Regions from separate parts of the Homo sapiens genome. Here all the other regions are linked to region 3. The links are chromatin contacts, found by Hi-C or POLR2A ChIA-PET in ENCODE. All regions are on one chromosome and are shown on one strand. Each heading gives the region's core, a stretch centred on a gene start or an enhancer-like site at or near the end of the contact. The rest is flanking DNA. Distances are from core to core; before and after follow the strand shown. Region 1 holds the start of FAT1 (FAT atypical cadherin 1). Region 2 holds the start of UFSP2 (UFM1 specific peptidase 2). Region 3 holds the start of FLJ38576 (a long non-coding RNA gene).

Region 1 (4,244 bases), core at 1,303-3,802, 530 kb before region 3:
ATCACGGAGCTGCCGAGGACTTTAGAGCCCAGGGCCGAGGACTCGGCTAGACTGGTGAGTTCTTTGTTCAAATCGTGCATGCCTTTTGGCATTTAAGTTTAAACGTTAATGAAATTACGTGGGGTGTGTGGCTCTAAGCGAGTGCGGGGAAGCGTGTGCGCCCTACGGGTTCTCGGCTCCAGGAGCTGCGCATCCCTCTGGCTTTGTGCGGATCGGCGATGAAAGATTCGTATGCATAGCTTTGGGAGTTCATAAAATACATATAGAGCACTGTTAAAAAGAACTTGAGAGGCGATGCTGTTTGTGCATTATTTTGAATGTAACTTATTATAGCAATGGTGCCTAGGGAGGGCGCATCGGGGCCGCGAGATTTGCAGGGGCGCAGCGCCCTCTAGTCCGGGCACCTGGCGAGGCGCGCTCCTTGCAGGGTTCTGTGCGGAGGCGAACCTGGACCTCCCCGGCGCTCGGCGACGTGGGCGCTTGCTCACCCCAGTCTTCACTGACCACCCACCCGGGCCCATTCTTTATATGAGTTACAAAAATCAGCTTGGGTGGACTGGATGTAGAGGCCGTGCTGGAGGAAAGCGTTTTGTTTCTGGAACCGTCTCCCCAACCCCCTCCCTAATTTCCACGAGCCTTTGGGGACAGGGTTAGGGAGGGTCGATTATTTAAAGGACAAATGTGGAACTTGAACCACATTTCTCTCTCTCATATAAAATAATTCGATTTGTGGTAGCTAATAGGCATGTCCATTTCGTTCTGTTGGCGCTTAAGGATCAGTAGAATCGTGGCAGAGTCCTAAGTCTGAAATCTCCATCCCTGGCTCTCGGCGGCTCCTGTGGCGACGAAGTGCAACTTCTTCCAGGCAGATAGATTTCTCAGGGAGCCTGGAAAATCGGGATTCCCAGACAGATGTAAAACATCTAGTAAGCCCTAGGAAGCGTTATTACTTATTAATTAATGGTAATCTTCTCCAGGAATTCTCTTGTGCCATTTAAAAAAAATCCCGTGATTTTACGTCAGGGAATGGTATCTTTGTACTTTTTTTACTGTTCTTCTTTTCCCCTTTTAGCATTACTCCCGCTTCCTCGCTCCCAGGAAACGGCTGGAGTTCCGGTGTGTTTGGGTTTTGCTGAGATTTACAATTCGGCAAGCGGCACAAGCCGGTTGGGCTTGGAGATCAGGTCACCCACTTTCGAGGTGTTCCATGTATGAAATTGACCTGTAAGCACTTGGAGCAATTATGGCCGGGACAAACACGTCTTTGGATGATGGAGTTTGCATTTGCTGGATGTGTGAATCTATGTGTATTCCAACTGGTGGGCAGGGAATATAGGGCTACGAATCGGCACACTCATCTTGCAGGCATTATTTTTCCTTCCCAGCCACAACCTGCTAGACACCTTTATTATTATTATTTTTTCCGGTCACCTCTAAGATGGCTTATAAGGTGACTGCGTTAACTTTGAACCCAGGAAATTCTCTTTCACACTTGACTGCCCTGCCGTTCCCCTCCCCGCCAAGCTCCCCTCACCAGTCCCAGGGAAATCGGATCTCTTTGTCTTCCCAGTGTTAAAATGCCTGAGTCCCACAAACTTTCCGAGATCAAGTCCGCCCTCTTGTCCGGGCTGCGTCCCAGCGCCTCCGGCCCTCCGGGCTTCGGCCGAGTCCGCCCTGCGCCGAGCCTGCGGCTGGAGCCCTGCCCGCACCGGGGATGGGCTCCGCGCCCGGGACGCTCAGGCTGGGCGCCCGGCGCGGGGAGTTCTCGGAGCGGGCTTCTCGGCGCTGGGGCTTCCCCTCTGCCTAGGAACTTGCAGTTGTCGGCCTGGGGTCACGCTTTGGGGCCCCTGGGGCCGACTCCCGGGCTAGGAAGCCCGCGGGACGCCGCGACTGCCTTTTGTCCCACAGGCCTGGGCGTCCGGGGTGTCAGCGGGGGAGGCCAGGCGCCCGCGGCGGGGAGGGCCTGGGGTCTAACTCGGCAGAAAAAGGTCGCGGGGGAAGCGTTTCCATTTTCTGGGGATTGAAGGAGGAAGTAGATTCCGACCTAGCTGCATTCCTTTGGAGACCTGAAGGACGACTTCAGCCCACCAAACCTTCGCGGACCCAGAGCCGCGCCATTCAAATGCAGATTCAGGGGCTCCCAGAAGGCTATGGAAAAGCTAAAGGGATGCCTCTGGGAAGCTTTCTCATTAGGCCCCAGCCTTTTTTTTTTTTTTTTTTTTTTAGCTAAGCTAACGTTTCCCTTTCTTGGCAGGGAGCTTTCCCCAATTCCTTGCACAGCGCCTGTGGCTGGCCGTAACTAACCTCGGCATCACAAGCCTCGCCCTGCCCCTCGGAGCCGCGCTAGACCCCGCTGGGCGCCTTCTCGTCTCCCAGCACGGACCTGGTGTTCGCAGGGACTGGGGCTCTTTGGGTCCGGGCGGGACTGCGTGGCCGAGCCCGCGGTCCCAGAGCCGGCAGCCGGGGAAAGTGGGCTCGAGTTTCCGCGCCCGAGAAATGAGCGCCGGCGCCGGCGGGCGGGGCCGGGGCGGAGGGATCTCCTGCGCTCGGGGAGCGTGAGGCGCCGGCGCCGAGCTGGGCGGCCGGGCGCGGGGAGAGGGCGCGGGAGCGGCTCGTGCGGCAGGTACCATGCGGACGCGCGAGCCCGGCGAGGGCCCCGGCAGGCCCGGTCCCTGCTCGGGGGCGCGCTGAGACGGCGGGTGAGCTCCACGAGAGCGCCGTCGCCACTTCGGGCCAACTTTGCGGTTAGTTCGCTGGGGCGCGGGCCGGCGGGCGGGGGCGAGAGCGTGCAGCGCGCTGCGGTGCGGACTCTGTGGGTGTCCGCCCGGTCCCCGGCTCGGGCTCCGGCGCTGCCGAAAACGGATGAGCGCGCGACTTCCCGGAGGGTGGAGTGACTCGGTCCTTCCCAGTTGGGAAATTCAGCACTGGCTAGGGGGGTCCCGGCGGCGGAGCGGGAAAAGGAGGCGACCGCGCGGGACCGATCCGGGGCCATTGCTGGGGTCCGATCCTTTCTGACACGCCGCCTTCCCTCCGGGAGCTCGCCGGGCTGCGCCGGCCTCGCGGTCTCCTGGGGCATCCCGCCGTCTGCGAAAGACCCGCTCGCTGAGCGGTGCACGCGGGAGGCCTGCGCGGGGCTGCCGGGTCCCTGGGTCTCTGGGTGTTTGCGCCCTGCAGGAGCGCTGCCCGGAGGTGCAGATGCAACCGGTGGACTGCGGAGTGAAGGGCTGCGAGGCTGCATTTCGGGGCTGAACATCTGCACAATGTGCGGTTTGTCAGTGTTTTCTGTCTTCTCTGGAGGAGGAACTTCTAAGATCTTTTTAAAAGAAAGAGTTTTTGGTCCTTCATTGCCTTTAAAAAAAAATGCTTTCTTTTAGAGAGCCAGCTTTCTGCTGTGTGTTAGATTTTTTTGTTCCCGCTGATGTGAATTGCAAGGCTTTGGAAACAAGGACGCAATTGTATGAGTTAGGAAAGTAAACTCATAAATATTTTCTATGCAGTTAAGTTTTTTTTTTTGTCTGAACTGTGGTTTCATTAAGTGGCTTTTGTTAAGCAATTCCCGGGTGCCTGATAGAGGCGATTTTTTAAAAGTGGATATTAACAGTGATTATTAGTATGAGAAAAGATTGAAAAGAAAATGACCTTCAGATATTCATTTCCTTTTCAAAAGCAGATTCTTAATGCTTCGTATATTCAGATACAGGTTTCGATAGTTTAAGAAGGTATCTGTGTGTGAGAACTAGGTAATGGTGATGTTTTTCACACTATTCTTAATGAGTTTGGTTATGCTGTCCAACACATCCAGTTGTTACAGGGACGTTTGAAAAGGTGTTTCTCCAGTTAATAGTTAATTGTGATATTTGTCTTTGTCTTTTTGTCTTAGGAAGACAGCTCTGATTCCACAGTTAGAATTATTCCTTTGTATTTAAGATGTAAAAATACTTAAAGCACTATGTAATTTTTTAAAACAACAATTGGTATAAGCCTTGAGTGATGCTAAACATGGCATTTAACAAGCTCAAGGTAAGGTTTGATTTGAATGAAGTTTGCATTTGTATAACCATTTTTTGAAAAATGAACACCTTAAATGAGCCAAATTCTTTGGCACTCTGGAAAGAAGTGTGGTTGTTAGAGGACTTTATAAAATCATTTCGGGCCACCTGTATATTCATTTGTCTCTTTTGAAGTATCCCCGTTGGGTTCTCATCATGTTAGTAGATCATTTAAATCCATGGTCCGGACAGGTG
Region 2 (4,544 bases), core at 1,549-4,048, 770 kb after region 3:
AAGATAAAAACGAGAACAAAAACAAAAATTCTACAATGAATTCTGAGTATTTGTTAACAGGTATACTTCAACTCTGAGCTTTCTTTGGAAATGACCACTTCAAACAAAGGTGAAATATTAAACATGCAACTCTTTATTTAGAAATTAATTGTTTTAAGACAGAGTCTCTTTTTTTTTTGTTGTTGTTGTTGTTTTTTTTTTTTTTAGACAGTCCCAGGCTGGAGTGCAGTGGCATGTTCTTGGCTCACTATAACCTCCGCCTCCCAGGTTCAAGCGATTCTCCTGCCTCAGCCACCTGAGTAGCTGGATTACAGACACGCGCCACCATGCCCAGCTGTTTTTGTATTTTTAGTAGAGACAGGGTTTAACTATGTTGGCCAGGCTGGTCTCGAACTCCTGGCCTCAAGTGATCCACCCACCTCGGCCTCCCAAAGCGCTGGGATTACAGGCATGAGCCACCGCGCCCGGCCAGAAATTAATTTCTAATAGTAGACATGTTATTTTTAAAAAGGAAGAGGCCCAAGGAGCTAAGAATACTTACCTCTATCCCATTCTAAAGTTTTTAAAGCACCAATTATGAGCTAAGCACTGGGCATACATAAGTGAAGAAAACAAACATTGGGTTAGTCCTCACAGTTTGTAATCCAAAGTAAGAACCATTTTTTTTTTTTTTTTGAGACAGAGTTTCGCTCTTGTAGCCCAGGATGGAGTGCAATAGCGCGATCTCGGCTCACTGCAACCTCCGCTTCCCAGGTTCAAGCGATTCTTCTGCCTCAGCCTCCCAAGTAGCTGGGATTACAGGCGTCTGCCACCACGCCCAGCTAACTTTGTATTTTTTAGTAGAGACGGGGTTTCACCATGTTGGCCAGGCTGGTCTTGAACTCCTGACCTCAGGTGATCCACCTGCCTCGGCTTCCCAAAGTGCTGGGATTACAGGAGTGGGCCACCGCGCCCGGCTGGTAAGAACCTTTTACCTTAAATTTATTTATTTCTTTGCTTATTAAGATGGAGTCTCGCTCTGTCGCCCAGGCTGGAATGCAGAGGCGCTATCTCAGCTCACTGCAACCTCCGCCTCCTGGGTTCAAGGAATTCTCCTGCCGCAGCCTCCCAGGTAGCTGGGACTACGGGCACCTGCCACCACGCCCGGCTGATTTTTGTATTTTTAGTAGAAACGGGGTTTCACCATGTTGGTCAGGCTGGTCTCAAACTCCTGACCTCAAGTGATTCACCTGCCTCGGCCTCCTAAAGTGCTGGGATTTCAGGCGTGAGCCACCGCGCCCGGCCTTTTACCTTAAATTTAAAGCAAGCTGTTTGAGTGCCTCTCTGCAAGCCTGCCTGAAACTGGCTCACCTGAGCATGAATCATTGCTAATACGTAACACCAAAGGGGCAAGTGAAGATTCATTTTAAACTGAAACATAACTAAATACAACGCCCTTCCCCACATCCTACCTCTTCCATTAATCAGAGATGCTTTAAAACCAAACTTCAGTCAAGATTTAGTACTTTCATTTACCTTATATTTCAAAGCTCCACGGCACAAGGGCAGGAGCTGAGACAGGTTCCTCCCTCTCACGGTATCCCCGCATCTGCGCAGCTCCCGGCACACAAGCGAGCCAGGGAGGAGGGAGGGAAGAAATTCTTGCCTAGAACTTTCCCATCACTTAACTTTTTTCTTATTAATTTTTTTTTTTTTTTGAGACGGAGTCTCTCTCTGTTGCCCAGGCTAGGAGTGCAGTGGAGCTGTCTTGGCTCTCTGCAGCCTCCGCCTCCCGGGTTCAAGCGATTCTCCTGTCTCAGCCTCCCGAGTAGCTGGGACTACAAGCACCCGCCACCATGCCCGGCTATTTTTTTTTTTTTTTTTTTTTTTTTTTTTTTTTTTTGGTATTTTTAGTAGAGACAGGGGTTTCACCATTTTGCCCAGGCTGGCCTCGAACTCGTGAGCGCAGGTGATGCGTCTGCCTTGGCCTCCCAAAGTGCTGGGATTACAGGCGTCAGCCACCGCGCCCGGCCCGCCACTACTTAACTCTTATTGAGCAACATTTACAAAATTATTCATTCACTTATTTAACAGATATTCTGCAATCCCCTTCGGGGCAAGCTTGCTGGTAGAAACTAGAAACAGATTTAAGAAGGCATAGATGCTGCCCGCAAGGAGCTTACAATCTATTAGACAAGAAAATAGAGCATAGCCGAATTATGGCACGTTCCCTTGCAAAAGGTACGGATGGAGCGTCAGGAGAGGTGAAGAAGGGGCAGAAAACTGGAGGAGGTGATGAGGAGTCTGTTTCCCAGAGAGGAAACGGAGGCTGGGAGGTGGCAGGTATCTAAGGGGCAACACCTGGCGTCCGCGAGGACCAAGTCACCTTTCTTGAGGACACCCACTCCGACAGCCGAGATCAGGTTGCCCCAGCTCGTCCAGGTTGCCCCAGCTTGTCCACGTTAACTGCGCTGCGGGAGCGGCGAGGGTTCCCAAGCGCGCGACACGCCTGGGCTGCGCAGCGCCTCTGCACGTTCCACCACAGCTGGCGTTTATTGTGTGATGTGTTGCCCCGGGTACGGGAGAATCCATTCCAAGCACGCTGTGGGAGGATACGAGGAGATTCGAATCCGCATCGAAGAACACACAGAAGGATGTGTGAGCTTCTGTAGGACAGAAAAGACTTAACTAATAGAATTTACCAAACATAAGTCTTCGGCTACCCGCCCCGCCTCGCCGTCCGCGAGGGACTGCGGTGTGGTACGCTCCGTGACGTCATGCCGCCGAGCATGTCGGGAGTTGTAGTTGGTCCGCCCGGGCCCCGCCCCTGGGCCGTGCGGTGACACCACTTCAGGGCCGGCCCCCGGAACTTTTGGGCAGGCGTCAGCGCCCGTGTCACCGCCACGTCGCGGACATGGTGAGTATCTCTGCTCGTCACCGACCCCTGTGTTTTTCCCCGGACTTTGGCAGCCGCCACGAGCGGGCTTCACAGCGCCTGAAAGGAGCTGGTCCTGCCGGGGTCCAAGATGGCAGCTGCGAGCTGCGTGGGCAGGGCGGCTCTCCAGTTCGCCTGTCTCCGCGCTGGGCCGGGGGGAAAGTGCCCTACACAAGTGTGCACCCCGCCTCGGCCACCTTGGACACGCACCCCCTGCTACTTCTCTGTGTGAAAGTATTTTGAGAGACTTCGGCGTTTTTGAAGCCTTGCAAGAAGGGCTTAACCTGGGACAGGCGCAACTTTCTTCGGATATTATATTCCCCTAGTTCCCGTGGTATTTCCCTCCCCTGGTTTCTCTCCTGTCTCATTGCTCAGCAAGGTTCTCCAATCCCTATCCTAAATGGTGGTGCTCTTCAGGGACGCTTTACACCCTATGCGTTCTCCTAAAATTTTATCTCTAAGTTAGACCTTTCTTCTGAGCTCCAGACCCACAAATCTGCTAACCGTGCCTCCACTTGGATAGCTCATATGTATTTCAAGCTCAGCAAGTTCCAAACTGAGCATTTCCACTTCCCCACAGCCCACACCTGCTCTTCCTCCAGGAACCCCCAACTCTGTAGATGGCACCACCATACATCCTGTTGTGCCTGCCCAAAACCTGGAAATCATCCTTGACATCTCCCTCTTCTCAACTCCCCGACATGCAGTCAATAATCAAGTCCTATAGATGCTACTTCTAAATGTCTGTCTGTTGTCACTGTCGCCACTCTTACCATCCTTGGCCTTGAGATCTATCCATCTGGGGTAGTCACCTAAGTGGTCTTTTAAGCAGATCTTCACTCATCGATGGCCCTGCCTGGAATGGGCTATTGCACCTTCACTCACCCTTCAGATCTCAGCCTCAGTATTATTTCTTCAGAGAGTATCTCAGCTAATTCGGAAGTCTAGGAAGACTAGTGCTTTTATGAATGATGTCTTGTGGAATCTTCATAACAACCCTGGGAAGTTGTGTATTTTTCCAGTTTTACAGAAGAGAAACAGACTTAAGTGATAAGTTAAATTGTGTAAAATTGTACAGTAAGTAGCAGAGTTAAAATTTGTTCTTTCCTGTCTAACTTTTATCTTCAGTATCTTTAAATATTTTTTATTTAAATGGGTACATACTAGTTTGTTTGGTAGTATTCTTTATTTAACTGATTTCTTATTAATAGCTATTTAAGTGGTTTCCATTTATTTTTCTGTGATGAACAACGGTAGAATAAATGGACAACATGAAGCTAAATTTGTCCTGAACTTTCTTGATTGTTTCCTTAGAATAAATTCTCAGAAGTAGAATTGGGACAAAGGGTATATGATCTTTCAAAAGATTACAATTTTAGAATAAATAAAAACAGTGACCCTTATAGAAATGTGACAAAGGATTTGTAAAATGAGAAAAACTGTATTGGTACCTATTTAATACTGTTCTGAGGATTGGAGTAAGTATGTATGTTTAGCATAGTGCCTTTTACATGTTTTTGTTTTATTTTATTTTGTTTTTTGGAGACAAGATCTTGCTCTGTTGCTTAGGCTGGAGTGCAGTGGTGTGATCATGGCTCACTGTAGCATTGACCTCCCCGGCCCAAGCAGT
Region 3 (4,201 bases), core at 1,363-3,862:
GATGAAGCAGTTGTCAAAATTGCTATGAAGGGAGCTGGGTGAAATCACCAGTGTCAATCATCCTGCGTCATGCAAATATACTGCCTGCCCTGGTCTGGTCTGACAGAGGGGACAGGGAGGTCTCAATCTGTGGTTCTAAGGCAGCAGGTCCAACAGCTGGGAGTAGCTGGGGAAGGCAGACTTTGTCACAATGGACTGGAAAATGCTAGATTAGAGTTTAGAGGCCAGTTGGAAGCCAACTGCAATCTTCAAGGTGAAATGGCTGAGGCCAGCGTTTGGACATTAGCCGCAAAATGAAACGCAACACCTCTTGTATGTGAAAGACAAGATTCTTGGGAACAACGACTGTATCTTAGAATATTCTGATATCCCCAACTTTGTTGAGGTCAACACTGGGCACAAAGCAGGGCCTTACTAAATGCTTGATTGACAACTAAAGAACTTACTCTAACTGACTTCTAGACAGTGATCTAGAAACTTTGCATGCAATAAATTTAATCCTTAAAGTGACTCTGTAATATAGTCACTTTAACAAGTAAAGGAGAAAGAAAACCCTCTAAGTTAAAGAGTTTTAAATAATTTCTCAAACAACTTGGATATAGTGTTGGAAATTGAACAGTGGTTTTCCTGATGCCAAAATCCAGAATTTGTTGGTGGAATAAAAAGTCCCTTTGTAAAAGACAGTATTCGTCATTGTCTTCACTCTGAAAGTGACTACAAGGAGAATTACTTTAAATAGTCCAGTCAGCTCACAGGTTGTTTTGAAACAGGTCTTTATTCACTAGAGATTTTAATTACTGGAATCCCCAAAACAGTATGATGAGACTTCAGTATATTACTTTCCAGGGGTAGGGGATAGGGGAAAATCTATATTTTTGTACAGTTTATTTTTTAATACCATAAAGCCTTAGGACAAAAGGGGTGGTTAGCTCTGCTTTTAGAATTAACTGAGATGATTTTTACCAGTGTGATTTTCATATCTGTGTTGGATTACTTGTTACATCAGTCATGATGATATTTGGTTGGCAAAGAGTTCGCTTGATTTTTTTCTGTCAAAGTATTTTTAATATTTTGGTAAACACTCTTCCATGAGGCCTCATCTTGTGAAGTTGAAATTACAGCATTATTTTTATTAGAGAAAACAAGTGAAAATGAGAAAAAGTCCTTCAAGCTTTGGAGTTAGTTAATGCTCAGCCTGTAAAACGATTACTAACAAATAATCCCAGAGGAAACTGGGTTCTGGTCTGGGCCAATTTTAAAATATGCCATTTTGGGCAAATCTTCTCATTTCTGGGTACCTCAACGTAATCCCTGATGAAAATAAAACTCTGAGATCGAGTTCGCCCTCCCTGACAGGGAGTTGTAAATACCAGGTACTTTTGAGAGCTTTCTAACTTAACGTGATTTTTTTCCATCAATAAAATGTCCATCTCTGTTTTAAAACATGATTTTAATTAAAAAATTCACTCTTTAATAAACAAGGCGTTTGACACCCTCCAAAGAAGTCTGCCTGAAGGCCCTGCCGTCTCTTAATTGTTATTATGTAACATCCTTTAAAGGGCTAAAGTATGAAGGTCAAGCGGGAACTGAAGCAGCAGTCAAGTCTTGTGATGCCGGGAGGAAGCGTCCAGTGAATCTCTAGTCTCTTATTTTCCAAAGTGGCAGCGAGAGGAGGGCGGCTCTGGGCGTTAAGGTGTTGGCCAGTTTAAAACCGCTCTGTGCTCCCAGGGAGCTTCTGTTCCTAAGGCTTCCCAAGCCAAGGCAGGAGGAAACGGCAGGGCTTTGAGAGCTGAGCAGCGGTGAGGTGGGAAAAGACCGAGGGCAGGGGTTTGGAAATACCGCATCCTGTGCTACACACAAAGAAAATGCTCACTTTGGGATGGGGCACTAGCAGTGTCGGCGGGTGCCAAGGGGCAACGACTAGAACTGGGAGTGCATTCTCCACAGGGTGACAGGCTCCTCTCTCCTGCGGCCAGCGCCACAAGCAGCGGGTTCCTGGCTGATCGGAGGGTGGGAACGGGGCTGCGGACCCCGTTGCGCTCCAGGAGGAGCGCCGGCCCTTACCTCGCCCGTCCGGCTTCATCAGCAGCGCGTGGCCCACCAGTGGGTAGGCGCGGGCCACCGTGGGGATGGGCCGCATCTGCTGCCATTTCCGCGCGTAGCTCGCCACCCTCTGCAGCAGGCTCAGGACCAGACTGGCGCCGGCCAGGGAAAGGGCACTCGCCGCGCCCCACAGCAGCAGCTTCTGCCACACGAGCCCCAGCCAGAGCCCCGCCATCGCCCCGGCTGGCGGCCGCGGGGTGCACTCCGGGAAAGTGCGGGCCCGCGGGGGCGTGGTGCGAGGCGGTGCCGGCCGCACACCGCCCACTTCCCCGCGCGGACCTGGCGCGCTCCCCGCTGCGGGGTCGCCCGGTCCCCGGAACGACGTTTCCCGCCCGGGCGGCGGCCAGAGAGGGCGCCACGGGGCTGTTCCTGCGCCCGGCCCGGCCTACGCAGCACCGCGGCCTCCACGCCCCAGCCGAAAGCGAAAGACCGGAAAACGGTTTCCGGGCCCCAGGGCGTAGTGATTGCACTGGAGGCCCGGAGGCTGCGCCGGGAGGAGGCCGGCGACACTTCCGGCCGCCTCCGGATGCGGGGTCAGGGGCGTCGGAAAGGTCACCGCGGCAGCCCGGCGCGCCCCAGCGGGGCTGTTCTGAGGGTGCTGCGAGGTTGCTCTACGTGCGGGATTCCGCGGGCGGGCAGCCTGCTCTGGAGAGGAAAGGAAGGCGCATCCGGCTCGGAGCCCAGCTCTGCTGCGCATCGCTCGCTCCCTGCGCAACTTGCAGCCCCGGGAGGCGGGGCGCGTCCTGGCTCCCGCGGGGTCACATGGAGCAGCGGGCGCTGTAATCCAGGGAGGCTTTGGGGACACGTTAGGGAAGTCAGCTACCCGTGTGTGTCCGCTGGCCCACTGGGACACTGGGAGCTCAATGAGGTGGTTATGAGCCAGGTATTTTCCAAAATACGCACCAGGCACCAGACCGAGGAAGCCGGAGCCCCGGAGAGCACGCAGGGGCGGGTGGGAGAGGAAGGCGGGCGAGGCTGCTCAGCGGGTGCCGGGAGACCGCAGCCGCGGGGTACTCGCAGAAGAGCCAAGACCTGCCACCCAGCCCGGGAAGGGAGGGAAGGGCCGCGAGAGGGTGCCCCATTTCAGCCTGGGGAGACGCGTGTGCTGGCCGCCAGTCTCTCTTCCCGGCAGAGGGCCCCAGTGCTGACCCCAGCCCCTTTTCCACGCTCGATGCTTCTTACAAAGTGGCCGGGCGAGGAGTGTCGCTCCCCGAGAGGCCAGGCCCTTCCTAAACACTAAAGTGCCAGGAAGATGAAACTGAATGTCCTGGATGCCCGCTTTGCTTAATTACTAATTACGTTCGTTCACTCGAAGCCACTGCATAAGTTGGCCACAGCCACCTGCAGGGCCTCTTTAGTGCAGAGAAAAACATGCCTAAGGCTTTTCTCCATTTGAATTTGTTTTAAGTCATCTGCATGGGCTGACGTGAAATAGCAAGTGAACAAAACAAGTTGCAGAACGGAGTGTGTAAAGTAATGCCTTCTTTTGGAGAAAAGGTTTCTTTCTCTACGGCTCCACTAATGTCTGCAAGTAAAAATACTGATCAGCTCTATGGAGTGGGAATGAAGATGGGGAACTTACGCTTTTTATTTCATTCACGTCTACATTGTTTAATCACTTTAACACTTTAAAAAATAAATATGTTCACTTAGTATCTTTAAGCAAGTCTCATGGGCTTTAGTTTCCTCCTCTCTAAAGGGTTGAGGCTGAGCTATAATAAGGTTAATTACAGCTATAAAAGTAAACAATTTGTCTACATACTGGGGATTCTAAAATAGGGGGAGGAAGGAAGGGGAGTAATGGTTGAAAAACTGTGTATTGGGTACTGTGTTCCCTATTCAGGTGAGGGGATCAATAGAAACTCAAACCTCAGCGTCAGGCAAATTTAACAAACCTGCACATGTGCTCTTGAATCTAAAATTAGAAAGAAAAAGGGTTTGTCTGTATCAGTCTCTGCTAACCTCTGTGGATAAAACCAGGCGGGTAACATACAACCCCTCCCCTCCAGAAGGAGAGAAGGGAGATTGCTCTGGGCAGCAGTGAGTCTCGGCCTGGGCAGAAATGGTCAGAAATGCTGCAGAGCCAGGAGGGGTAAAA

Evidence for each region. Hi-C counts contacts between places; a loop is a spot of excess contacts on that map. ChIA-PET counts read pairs that join two places held with the same protein, here RNA polymerase II (POLR2A). Pooled maps may share reads with other maps.
Region 1: a loop to region 3 is called in a map of sigmoid colon, with 3 times the contacts of the local background. The contact joins the promoter of FAT1 here to the promoter of FLJ38576 in region 3. A Hi-C loop is called at or near these places in 1 of 168 maps with a recorded cell type or tissue (sigmoid colon) and 5 of 50 pooled maps. POLR2A ChIA-PET finds 5 or more read pairs at or near these places in 1 of 52 experiments (H1).
Region 2: a loop to region 3 is called in a map of CD8-positive, alpha-beta T cell, with 4 times the contacts of the local background. The contact joins the promoter of UFSP2 here to the promoter of FLJ38576 in region 3. A Hi-C loop is called at or near these places in 3 of 168 maps with a recorded cell type or tissue (CD8-positive, alpha-beta T cell and naive thymus-derived CD4-positive, alpha-beta T cell), 3 of 37 single-sample maps with no recorded cell type and 14 of 50 pooled maps. POLR2A ChIA-PET finds 5 or more read pairs at or near these places in 1 of 52 experiments (CD4-positive, alpha-beta T cell).

Annotation. Positions count from the first base shown.
Region 1 is chr4:186,722,164-186,726,407 of GRCh38, reverse strand. FAT1 (FAT atypical cadherin 1) reads left to right here and starts at 2,552. Exons shown (of 27, transcript NM_005245.4): 1 at 2,552-2,744. RefSeq lists enhancers at 1,110-2,109, 2,610-3,111.
Region 2 is chr4:185,424,218-185,428,761 of GRCh38, reverse strand. UFSP2 (UFM1 specific peptidase 2) reads left to right here and starts at 2,798. Exons shown (of 12, transcript NM_018359.5): 1 at 2,798-2,896. The coding sequence starts at 2,894. CFAP96 (cilia and flagella associated protein 96) reads right to left here and starts at 2,508. Exons shown (of 8, transcript NM_001114357.3): 1 at 2,366-2,508. RefSeq lists enhancers at 2,495-2,854, 2,925-3,034.
Region 3 is chr4:186,189,901-186,194,101 of GRCh38, reverse strand. It overlaps FLJ38576 (a long non-coding RNA gene), which reads left to right and starts at 2,612. Exons shown (of 1, transcript NR_046264.1): 1 at 2,612-4,201. It overlaps CYP4V2 (cytochrome P450 family 4 subfamily V member 2), which reads right to left and starts at 2,535. Exons shown (of 11, transcript NM_207352.4): 1 at 2,065-2,535. The coding sequence starts at 2,278. RefSeq lists a silencer at 2,209-2,738.